Regions from separate parts of the Homo sapiens genome. Here region 1 is linked to region 2. The links are chromatin loops, found by intact Hi-C in ENCODE. Cell type or tissue: PC-9. All regions are shown on one strand. Each heading gives the region's core, and the rest is flanking DNA. Links, peaks and the distances in the headings are about the cores only. Region 1 overlaps LOC105376456 (a long non-coding RNA gene). Region 2 has its middle 91 kb from the start of ARHGAP21.

The links. A loop is a pair of places that touch in the nucleus more often than their neighbours do. Peaks named below come from ENCODE experiments on the same cell type or tissue, not always from the same donor. Only the 100,000 strongest peaks of a DNase experiment are listed, where the experiment ranks them.
Region 1: it touches region 2 in a loop (5-fold over the local background); 1 of 110 quality-filtered maps calls a loop at or near these places.

Annotation. Positions count from the first base shown.
Region 1 is chr10:24,759,592-24,764,975 of GRCh38, reverse strand. All of the region lies in intron 2 of LOC105376456 (a long non-coding RNA gene), which reads left to right. Among named protein-coding and RNA genes, the nearest start is that of ARHGAP21, 38 kb to the right of the region's middle. RefSeq lists an enhancer at 1,587-2,139 and a silencer at 2,429-2,629. In PC-9, for the core only: no CTCF peak of the experiment used is centred there; DNase peaks (open chromatin) are centred at 1,855 and 2,585; H3K27ac peaks cover 711 bases.
Region 2 is chr10:24,812,420-24,817,803 of GRCh38, reverse strand. No RefSeq gene overlaps it. Among named protein-coding and RNA genes, the nearest start is that of ARHGAP21, 91 kb to the right of the region's middle. In PC-9, for the core only: no CTCF peak of the experiment used is centred there; a DNase peak (open chromatin) is centred at 2,733; H3K27ac peaks cover 2,229 bases.

The DNA.
Region 1 (5,384 bases), core at 137-5,136, 53 kb after region 2:
GAAGATATATGGAAACCCCTGATGCCCAGGCAGAAGTTTGCTGCAGGGGTGGGGCCTTCATGAAGAACCTCTGCTAGGGAAGTGTAGAAGCGAAATATCAGGTCAGAGGCCCCACGCAGACTCCCTACTGGGACATTGCCTACTGGAGCTGTGAGAAGAGGGCCACTGTCCTCCAGACCCCAGAATGGTAAATTGGTACCATTTACCATTGTCCACTGACAGCTTGCACCATGCACCTGGAAAAGCCACAGACACTCAATGCCAGCCCATGAAAGCAGCCAGGAGGGAGGCTGTACCCTACAAAGCCACAGGGGCAGGGCTGCCCAAGACCATGGGAACCCACCTCTTACATCAGCGTGACCTGGAGTCAAAGGAGATCATTTTTTGGAGCTTTAAAATTTGACTTCCCCACTGGATTTTGGACTTGCATGGGGCCTGTAACCCTTTTGTTTTGGCCAATTTCTCCCACTTGGAGCAGCTGTATTTACCCAATACCTGTACCCCCATTGTATCTAGGAAGTAACTAGCTTGCTTTTGATTTTACAGACTCATAGGCAGAAAGGACTTGCCTTGTCTCAGATGAGACTTTGGACTGTGGACTTTGGGTTAATGCTGAAATAAGACTTTGGGGGACTGTTGGGAAGGCATGGTTGGTTTTGAAATGTGAGGACATGAGATTTGGAGGGGCCGGGGTGGGATGAGATGGTTTGGCTGTGTCCCCACCCAAATCTCAACTTGAATTTATCTCCCAGAGTTCCCCTGTGTTATGGGAGGGACCCAGGGGAAGGTAATTGAATCATGGGGGCCAGTCTTTCCCATGCTATTCTCATGATAGTGAATAAGTCTCACGAGATCTGATGGGTTTATCAGGGGTTTCCGCTTTTGCTTCTTCCTCATTTCCTCCTGCCACTACCATGTAAGAAGTGCCTTTCACCTCCTGCCATGATTGTGAAGCCTCATTGGCCATGTGGAAGTGTAAGTCCAATTAAACCTCTTTTTCTTCCCAGTCTAGGGTATGTCTTTATCAGCAGTATGAAAACAGACTAATACACCCCATCTCTACAAAAAATACAAAAATTAGCCAGATGTGATGGTGCATGCCTGTAGTCCCAGCTACTCAGGAGGCTGAGGTGGGAGGATCACTTGAGCCCAGGAGGCGGAGGTTGCAGTAAACTGAGATCATGACACTGCACTCCAGCCTGGGTGACAGGCTGTCTCAAAAAAAAAAAAAAAAAAAACCCTGTCTCAAAAAAAAAAAGAAAAGAAAGAAAAAAAGAAAGAAAAGAAAAGAAACGTTAGATAAATATTAGCCTTGTCAGGTGATAGATCATGATTAATAGTTTATACAGCTTGTTTGTAAGCTATAAACAAGTATTTAATTGTGTAAAAGTAATCTTCAAATTTTTACTCTGTAAAATATCAAATACACATAATCTATTCAGACTTAGAATGTAGGTGTTTATAAAAATCATATATAGTTCTGAGCCTTTACTTCATCCAACAGATAAAAGTTTTAAGAAATATAAGAATTGCTGAGCTATGTACAAAGACTCTGAGAAAACAGAACACAAATGCTCCTGAACTAGCACTTGGATGAGATCAAATGGACTTCGAGACTGAAATGAAATTCCACAATACCAAAGACAGAGAATGATGAAGAAAGGGAAGAACAAATGAAAATTACAGGAATAATTAAACACCCTAGGACTGATCTAATAGAAGTAATGAATGTGATAACTAACAAGCAATGATCCATGTGGAGGAATATAACTCATGAAATATGCCTTACAACTGTGAGCCCTGCAATGACCCTGGGTCCTGTTCTCATACCATGCATACCTCTCATTCCACGGGACACAAATTTGCCTTTCACATTAGAATGAAGACTATTTCCTATATGCTCAGCCTTTTCAGTGGCCATCAGCAAGGCACAGGGACAGGTCACTTGTATTTTCCAAAACCTTCCTTTCTTCCTAGACAACAATATATTATTCTCTGAAAGCTTGTTCATTGGCCTCATTAAATGCTGTATTTGAGAACAAGATTTTCACATATGTTTAGAATAAAATATACAAGATTTTCACGTGTGTTTAGAAACAAGATCTGTAAATATAATTGATTATGAATAATTATTAAGATCTGCTGAAATGGGGGGTGTCACGAGGATGACGGCCACATTTTTACGGTTTGCTGTATGTTAGAGTCACTTGCCTGCTCTTTTTCTCTGTTGAGCAAGAAGCTCCATGAGGGCAGAGGCTTGTTTTACTTACCTGCGTCCCTTCTGCAGAGCCTTCAGCATGACGGGACTTTCACAATTATTAACCTTAATGCCTCAATTAGAGGCATTTGTGTCTCTCTGGTGCAAATGCCTCTAATCAATCAATCACTTTCATTACTCTCTCTGGTGTGTTTTGAAGATGGATTTTTAAAAAGATTCACTCATGCATCTCTTAACTGATTTCTTTCTTCTTTCCCGGGGAGTTCAACAGCTAAACAGATAAACTGTTTCCGTTTGTGGTTTGAGTCCTGTTTTCTCTATGATTTCCTCCAAAAGAAAGAGCAATAAGTAAAACAGGGCAAACATGAGCTGTGTCAACATAGCAAAACACCTGCAGAACAACAACTCCAAGCTGACAAAGACTTATGCAACTGTTTAATGGTTTGTCCTGGATCCAACAGTAAGATTTTCCTGACAGTAACTCTCTCCCTGCCAAAGAGGCCATAACCCTTGAATCTGGTAGAGAAATTGGAGAGTATAATACTGTACTGTTGCTTCTGGCAGTGACAGAGTGAAATATGTGGTTGGAGTTTTTTTTTTTTAAAAAAGATATATGTAGATTAGCACACAAGGCAGAAAACAATAAAGATAACAACCAAAACATCTAAAATATATAGGCTTTTGACTAGGCGCGGTGGCTCATGCCTGTAATCCCAGCACTTTGGGAGGCCAAGGCGGGTGGATTGTTTGAGGACAGGAGTTAGACACTACCGTGGTGAAACCCCATCTCTACTAAAAATGCAAAAATTAGCCGGGTGTGATGGCATGTGCCTGTAATCCCAGCTTCTTGGGAGGCTGAGGCTTGAGAATCACTTGAACTCGGGAGGCAGAGGTTGCAGTGAGCTGAGATCGCACCATTGCACTCCAGCCTGGGCGACAGAGCAAGACTTTGTCTCAAAAAATAAAATAAAATAAAATAAAACAAAATATCTAGGATTTCACATTTGCAAAGCAGTTTTACATACATTATGTTAGTCCCTTCACCCCTATGCACATATATATAACAAACCTTAGGGTGTCTGTAATTTTCTTCATTGTACAGATAAGGAAAAGGGTTCCGAGCAATGGAAATATTTACTCAGGGTCATAAAATAATATTTCTCTTTGATATTTTCAACTCTTATGCATTAATCAACTAATTCAATTTATGAAATATATACGATTATTGACTTTTAGTAGAGCCATTCCTGAGCTTTGACACAATGTTTAAAACTCATTAAAGTGACTTCTGGTTTAAACGTATATAAAGTGTCTCCCAATTGTCCACTAAAATAGCTATGAAACTACAGAAAAAAAGAAGAAAAATTAACACAAGGAAAATTAAGACATATACAACTTATCAGAATCTGGGGTGAGTCTTTATTAACTGAAAATTAGATTTGGCAAACATTAATGGGAAATTTTGAACACTTATTCTGTGCCAAGTACCTTGCTAGGTACTAGGAATACACAGTGGACAAATACCATCATGCTATTGGCCTTTACAGAGCTTACGGTCTAACTTGACTGAGAAAATCACTCAGACATTGCTTCACAGTATACCTAACTCGCCTGAAAAGATGTAGGAGCACTTTTTTTTATCAGCCCTGTTATTCTTGCATTCAGAGATTCTGCAGCAATTGGAATATTGGGCAGAGAGTATATTGCTCATAGATCCCAAATTATGTGGCAGCCACAGCACTGATTCACTGATTATTCTTCTTCTTCTTTTTTTTTTTTTCTGCCAGCACCTGATCTTGGATGCCTGGCTAACTGTTTTTAGAGATGAGGTCTTGCTATGCTGCCCAGGCTGGTCCTGAACTGCTGGCCTCAAGTGATCCTCCCTCCTCAGCCTCCCAAGGTATTGGGATTAAAGGTGTGAGCCACTGTGCCCAGCCTGATTCTTTCTTCTTATTCTTCACCTCACTCTCCCATCCCCCCATATCTTTCTATATTGTTACATTAACTAGGACAGTAGATGTAAAATCCTTAGCATAATCTTTGAGTCAGAATATGTTCCTATTAATGTTAGCCAATTTCATTATCAGTTTTTACAATTCAGAGGTAACAACCAAAGACTGATTGGGCAGAAAGTAGTGCTCTGGAAGGCTGGTGGTAGTATATTGCAGGTATAGACTCCATGCATAAAGTTTCAAAGGCAGAGGGTCAAAACTGGAAGAATCCCAATAGGGGTGCTGTATCAGTCAGGGTTCCTCAGAGAAACAGAACCAATAGTGTATTAGTCCATTCCCACACGGCTATAAAGAACTACATGAGACTGGGTAATTTATGAAGAAAAGAGGTTTAATTGACTCATAGTTCTACAGGCTGTACAGGAGGCATGGCTGGGGAGGCCTCAGGAAACTTACAATCATGGCAGAAGGCAAAGGGGAAACCGGCACATCTTACATGGCCAGAGCAGGAGGAAGAGAGAGAGTGAAGGGGGAAGTGCTAGACACTTTCAAACAACCAGATCTCGTAAGAACTCCATCATGAGACAGCACTGGAGGATGATGCTAAACCATTAGAAACCATCCCCATGATCCAATCACCTCCCGCCAGGCCCCTCCACCAACACTGGGAATTACAATTTGACATGAGATTTGAGTGGGGACACAGAGCCAAACCACATCAAATAGGATGTGTACAAAAAAAGATTTATTATAAGGAATTGGCTTATGCAATTATGGAGGCTGACAAGTCCCAAAGTTGGCCGTCAGCAAGCTGGAGACCCAGGAGAGCCAATGGTGTATGGAGTTCCAGTCCCAAAGCCAAACAGGCTTAAGACACAGGAAGAGTACATGTTTCAATTCAAGTCCGAAGGCAGGGAAAAAAACAATGTCACAGCTTGAATGCAGTCAAGCAGAAGGAGTTTTCTATTACCCAGCCTTTTTGTTCTATTCAGGCCTTCAACAGATTGGATAATGGCCACTCACATTGGAGAGGGCAGTCTGATTTATTCAGTTTACCAATTCAAATGTTAATCTCATCCAGAAATACCTTTACAGACATACATGAAATAATGTCTGACCAAATATCTGGATACATTATGGCCCAGTCAAGTTGACACATAAAATTAACCATATAGAGGCTGGGTGCGGTGATTCACGCCTGTAATCCCAGCACT
Region 2 (5,384 bases), core at 226-5,225:
TTACCTGGCAAAATGGACTTTCCAGATGTGCGATTTAAGTTAAGGATCTTGAGATGGAGAGATTGTCCTTGATTAGCTGGGTGAGTCCAGCGTAACCTCCTTATAAGAGAAGGAGGAACCCGGGTGTGGTGGCACATTCCTGTAATCCCAGCTACGCAGGAGGCTGAGGCAGGAGAATTGCTTGAACCCGGGAAGGCGGAGGTTGCAGTGAGCTGAGATCGCGCTATTGCACTCCAGCCTGGGCAACAAGAGCGAAACTCCATCTCAAAAAATAAATAAATAGAGAGAGAGAGAGAGAAGGAGAGTTAGACTCAGAGAAGGAGATGAGATGGCAGAAGTGAGGTCAGAGTCATAGACAGAAATTTGAAGATGCTTCACTGCTGGCTGTGAAGACGGAAGAAGCGGACATGAGCCAAGAAATGCAAGAAGTCTCTGGAACCTGGAAAAAGCAGGGAAAGGGTCTCCCCTGCAGCCTTTAAAAGGAAAGCAGTTCTGCTGACACTTTGACTTTAGCCTAATGAAGGCCGTTTTGGATTTCTGACTTCCAGAGATATCGTAATAAACTTGTGTTGTTTTCAGTCACTAAATGTGTGCTATTTTGTTGCAGCGGCAATAAGAAACTAATACCTCTAAGTGGCAGAGAGTCAAAGATGAAAAAGACACATTCCTCCTGTGGGCATTTGTTTAAAAAATATTTATCGGGTTGCTCAAAGTCGCATGATAGCTGATGCTTATCAGCCACCCATTATGTGTCAGGCAGGATGTTAGGTGCTTTGCATCCGTTTCTCCAATCCTCAGACCCATCCTAGTATACATACTGCTGACATTTATTAAACACCATGCACCAGACACAGTCTTAAACACTTAACATGTATTATCATATTTCATTCTTATAGCCCTGAGATAGATCATAATCACTCTCATTTTACACAAGTGGAAACAGGCGAAGGGAAGCTGAAAGTAGTTTCTCAGGGTCAAATTGCTAAAAGTGATTAAAATTTTAGCTTGCCTGCCTCCAGAACCTGCTCTGTATTTTCCCCATTTTCCAGATGAGTAAATTAAGGCTCAGAAAGGTTAAATAACTTGGCAAAGCCAAAACTGATTCATCATCTGCTGACCATCCACCAGACCGACTTTCTCCTGACTCTCCCTGTACGCCCTCTCCACTAGCCCAGAGCCTTCTGATTCTAGTCTGAAGCTTGTTCGGAAAACCTTGTATTCAGCCTGGACGATGTAGCAAGACCCCATATCTAAAAAAATAAAAAAATTTAAAAAAAAAACCCTGGTATGATGGCATGCACCTGTAGTGCCAGCTACTTGGGAGGCTGAGGCAGGAGGGTCACTTGAACCTAGGAGTTTGTGGCTACAATGAACCATGATCACACCACTGCACTCCAGCCTGGGCTATAGAACAAGACCGTGTCTCAGAAAAAGAAAAAAAAAGAAAGGAAGGAAGGAAACCTTGTGTGTTGTAATGACTAGGTCTCTCATAGACTGATTTTGAAGTTGACCGGCTCTTGGTACAGAAATGTGCGGGCAGGGTATCCCAGGCTGGATGGCCTGAGTCCTCCCTGCTGTCTTCAGCTCCCTTTAAGCTGTGGTTAAGATGCCCATTTCACTGCATGAGACAGTGACAGGACAGAATGAGCACAGCGATTTTATTCACTCATTTAAACAGCCGTGAAACACGTATTCATTATTTACGGCTCCTGAGAACTGCTACACTTCCCTACTTTTCAACGACATAAAGAGAGCTGGTTTCTTGCTGGAACTGTACCTACAAAGAACACACATTCAGGGCAGGGCTGGGTCCATCTTGTTCATCCTATCCCGGAGCCCAGCACTGCACCTGGACTACAGTAAGAAGTTCCATCACTGTTCTTGACTGATTTATGTAGCTCCATTAACACCATTGAGATCACTAATGGTTGCTCATGGGGCCTGCTGGGAAACCACGCAGGTAATTTCACTGTTTTGCCTATAATTGGGTTTGTCCCTTAGCTATCAAACTATGGCAGTCTTCAGTGTCTCAAATGTCTGGTTTCGTTGTTGCTGTTTTGAGACGGAGTCTCACTCTGTCATCCAGGCTGGAGTGCAGTGGTGCAATCTCAGCTCACTGCAACCTCTGCCTCCCAGGTCCAAGTGATTCTCCTGCCTCAGCCTCCCGAGTACTGGAACTACAGGCGTGCACCACCATGCCCAGCTAATTTTTGTATTTTTAGTAGAGACGGGGTTTCACCATGTTGACCAGGCTGATCTTGAACTCCTGACCTCAAGTGATCCACCTGTCTCTGCCTCCCAAAGTTCTGAGATTACAGGTGTGAGCCACCACACCTAGGCTTTTGGTTTTTTTGAGACACGGTCTCACTCTGTCACCCAAGCTGGAGGGCAGTGGCATAATCACAGCTCACTACAGCCTTGACTTCCTAGGTTCAGGCAGTCCTCCCACCTCAGCCTCCCGAGTAGCTGGGACTACAGGTGCGTGCCACCACACCTGGCTAATTTGGTTTATTTTTTTGTAAAGACAGGGTCTCGCTATGTTGTTCAGGCTTTTCTCAAACTCCTGGACTCAGGACTTGCTCCCACCTCAGCCTCCCAAAGAGCTGAGATTACAGGAGTGAGTCACCACATCCTGCCTCTGTGTCTCAAATGTCAAACAGCTAGCTACCTCAAGGTATGACAGGAATATTTTTTTTTTTTTGAGACGGAGTCTCGCTCTTTTGCCCAGGACAGAGTGCAGTGGCGCAATCTCGGCTCACCGTGCCCGCCCCAGGAATATTTTTAAAGTTGGTCACTGTTCATGAAGTCCTTTCTCATGACTTGATACATCATCTCTGTGCCAGCCAAACAAACCTGTTTGCAACTATGCTCCTGGCTTTCACTCGTGGCTTCTTTGTCCTTCTGCACAAATCGTATTTCCACATTGAATGTGTGGACGAAAGAAAAGAAAAAACAAGTTTTTAATGAATTAAAGTTAGTTTTATTCAGAAGTCTTACTGAGGACTGTGGACTGAGGCCTATAGCTCTGGAGGAGTCTTTCAGAGAGGAGATTTTGTCAGAAATCTCCCAACCAGTGTTTTAGCTCACAGCTTATATACAGGAGGGGGGAGTTTATGATGACAGATCACATCCAACGTACTCAGAAGTTATTATATTGGTGCAAATGTAATTGTGGTTTTTGCTATTAAAAGTAATTACTTTGAAGCAGAATCACAACAAGGTTGAGGTATAAGAGTCCATCTAGTTATAGATTACAAAAACATAGTCACTAAACTCATCAGAAGTTATCTTATGTTGGCCAGTCACAGTGGCCTACAATCCCAGCACTCTGGGAAGCTGAGGTGGGTGGATCACTTGAGGTCAGGAGTTCGAGACCCGCCTGGCCAACATGGTGAAACCCCCGTCTCTACTAAAAATATACAAAAAAAATTAGCCGGGTGTGGTGTTGTGTGCCTGTAATCCCAGGTACTCAGGAGGCTGAGGCAGAAGAATCGCTTGAACCCAGGAGAGGTTGCAGCGAGCCGAGATCAAGCTACTGCACTCCAGCATGGGCAACAGAGTAAGACTCTGTCTCAAAATGAAAAAAAAAAAAAGTTATCTTATGTTTAAGGAAAGACAAGGACAAGGGTCATTTATCTTTAAGGAATATGGTGACCCAAGTAAGAGACACAGACGGCCATATGCTCTGTCCTGTTTTGTCTTTAAAGCATCCCTCCAGAGATCTGCACGTCACCACAGAGCCAGGTGCTTGGTGAAATTATGCTGGCAAGCAGAAATGAGCAGATATGGCTTCTGTTTGCTACTTCGTCTCACAAATGCTTTTTACTTTCTCTGTACCAATTCACACTCCTCCTGTCTATCTCCTCCTGGATTATCACCATCCTAAGCAGGTGATCCTGGAAGTCACATTCCCTCTGTTCTTACGTGTGTGCTGGATTGCCAAGGTAAGATTATGTCCATCAAGGCTTGTATTTATGCATCCTGTGTGTCCTCAGGAAAATCACAAGCCTTGGGATGGTAGAAATCATAAAATCATACATTCTATTTCTTTCCTATCAAATCCCTGCCAGGACACTTATTAGTATAGATATTAATTCAGTTTTCAGTAAGTATGTAATAAATGGTTCTAACTGAGTTTCTTCTTTTATACAGGTAGAAAGAGCAGACTTTGATTTTAGTCCTGGCTCTGTCTTGAACTACCTGAGTGGTATTAGCCGGGACACTTCACTCCTGCCCACATGCCTCTCAATTATAAAATGAGGAGAAAGGCCAAGCACGGAGACTCATGCCTATAATCCCAGCACTTCATGAGGCCAAGACAAGAAGATCACTGGAGTAAGGAGTTCGAGACCAGCCTAAGCAACATAGCAAGACCCACATCTCTACAAAAAATTTTAAAATTAGCTGGGTATGGTGGTGCACAATTGTGGTCCAGTAGAATGCTCAGTAGATGTTAGCTATCATCATCATCTTTATTATTATTAGGGCTTTATTAATTATTATTACTATTGGCTCTTAAATCAACATGATTTTTGCCACATTGCCCAGGCTGGTCTCAAACTCCTATCCTCAGGCATTCTACCCGCTTTGGCCTCCCGAAGTGCTAGGACTACAGGTGTGAGCCACTGCACCCGGAACCCGGGTATATATTGAAAAGGATGAATAGTTGTGAGCTTGGGCAAGTTGCTTAATCTCTCAATGCCTCGGTTCCTCACCCAAGATGAATAATGATCCCTACCTCATAGGGTTCTTATGAGGATTCAGGCAATTAGACCCAGACTGGCTACTTAGTAAGCACTCAGTAGATGTTAGCTATCATCATCATCTTGATTATTATTAGGGCTTTATTAATTATTATTATTTTTTTTATGAGAGAGTCTTGCTCTGTCGCCCAAGCTGGAGTGCAGTGGCACAATCTTGGCTCACTGCAACCTCCGCCTCCCAGGTTCAAGTAATTCTCCTGGCTTAGCCTCCCAAGTAGCTGGGATTACAAGCGCCCACCACCATGCCCAGCGAATTTTTTGTATTTTTAGTAGAGACGGGGTTTCACCATGTTGGCCAGGCTGGTCTCGAATTCCTGACCTCAGGCGATCCGCCCATCTCGGCCTCCCAAAGTGCTGGGATTACAGGCATGAGCCACCACGCCCAGCCAATTATTATTATTATAGGCTGTCAAGCCAATTCCCAGTAGTACTCTTACCTACATGAGGATGGAAGCTCTGGCAGGACAGGGAGGTAAGCTCACGTTAGAGCCAGTCTACCTGCTGGGAAGCAGAGAAGCTCAGGCTGCCGCCTGCCAGTATTTTTAGCAGCGATGGTGAATCACGAGCAGTTAGTGTCAGAAAGACTAAAAATTGAAATAGCTTCTAACACCTCGACAGTAT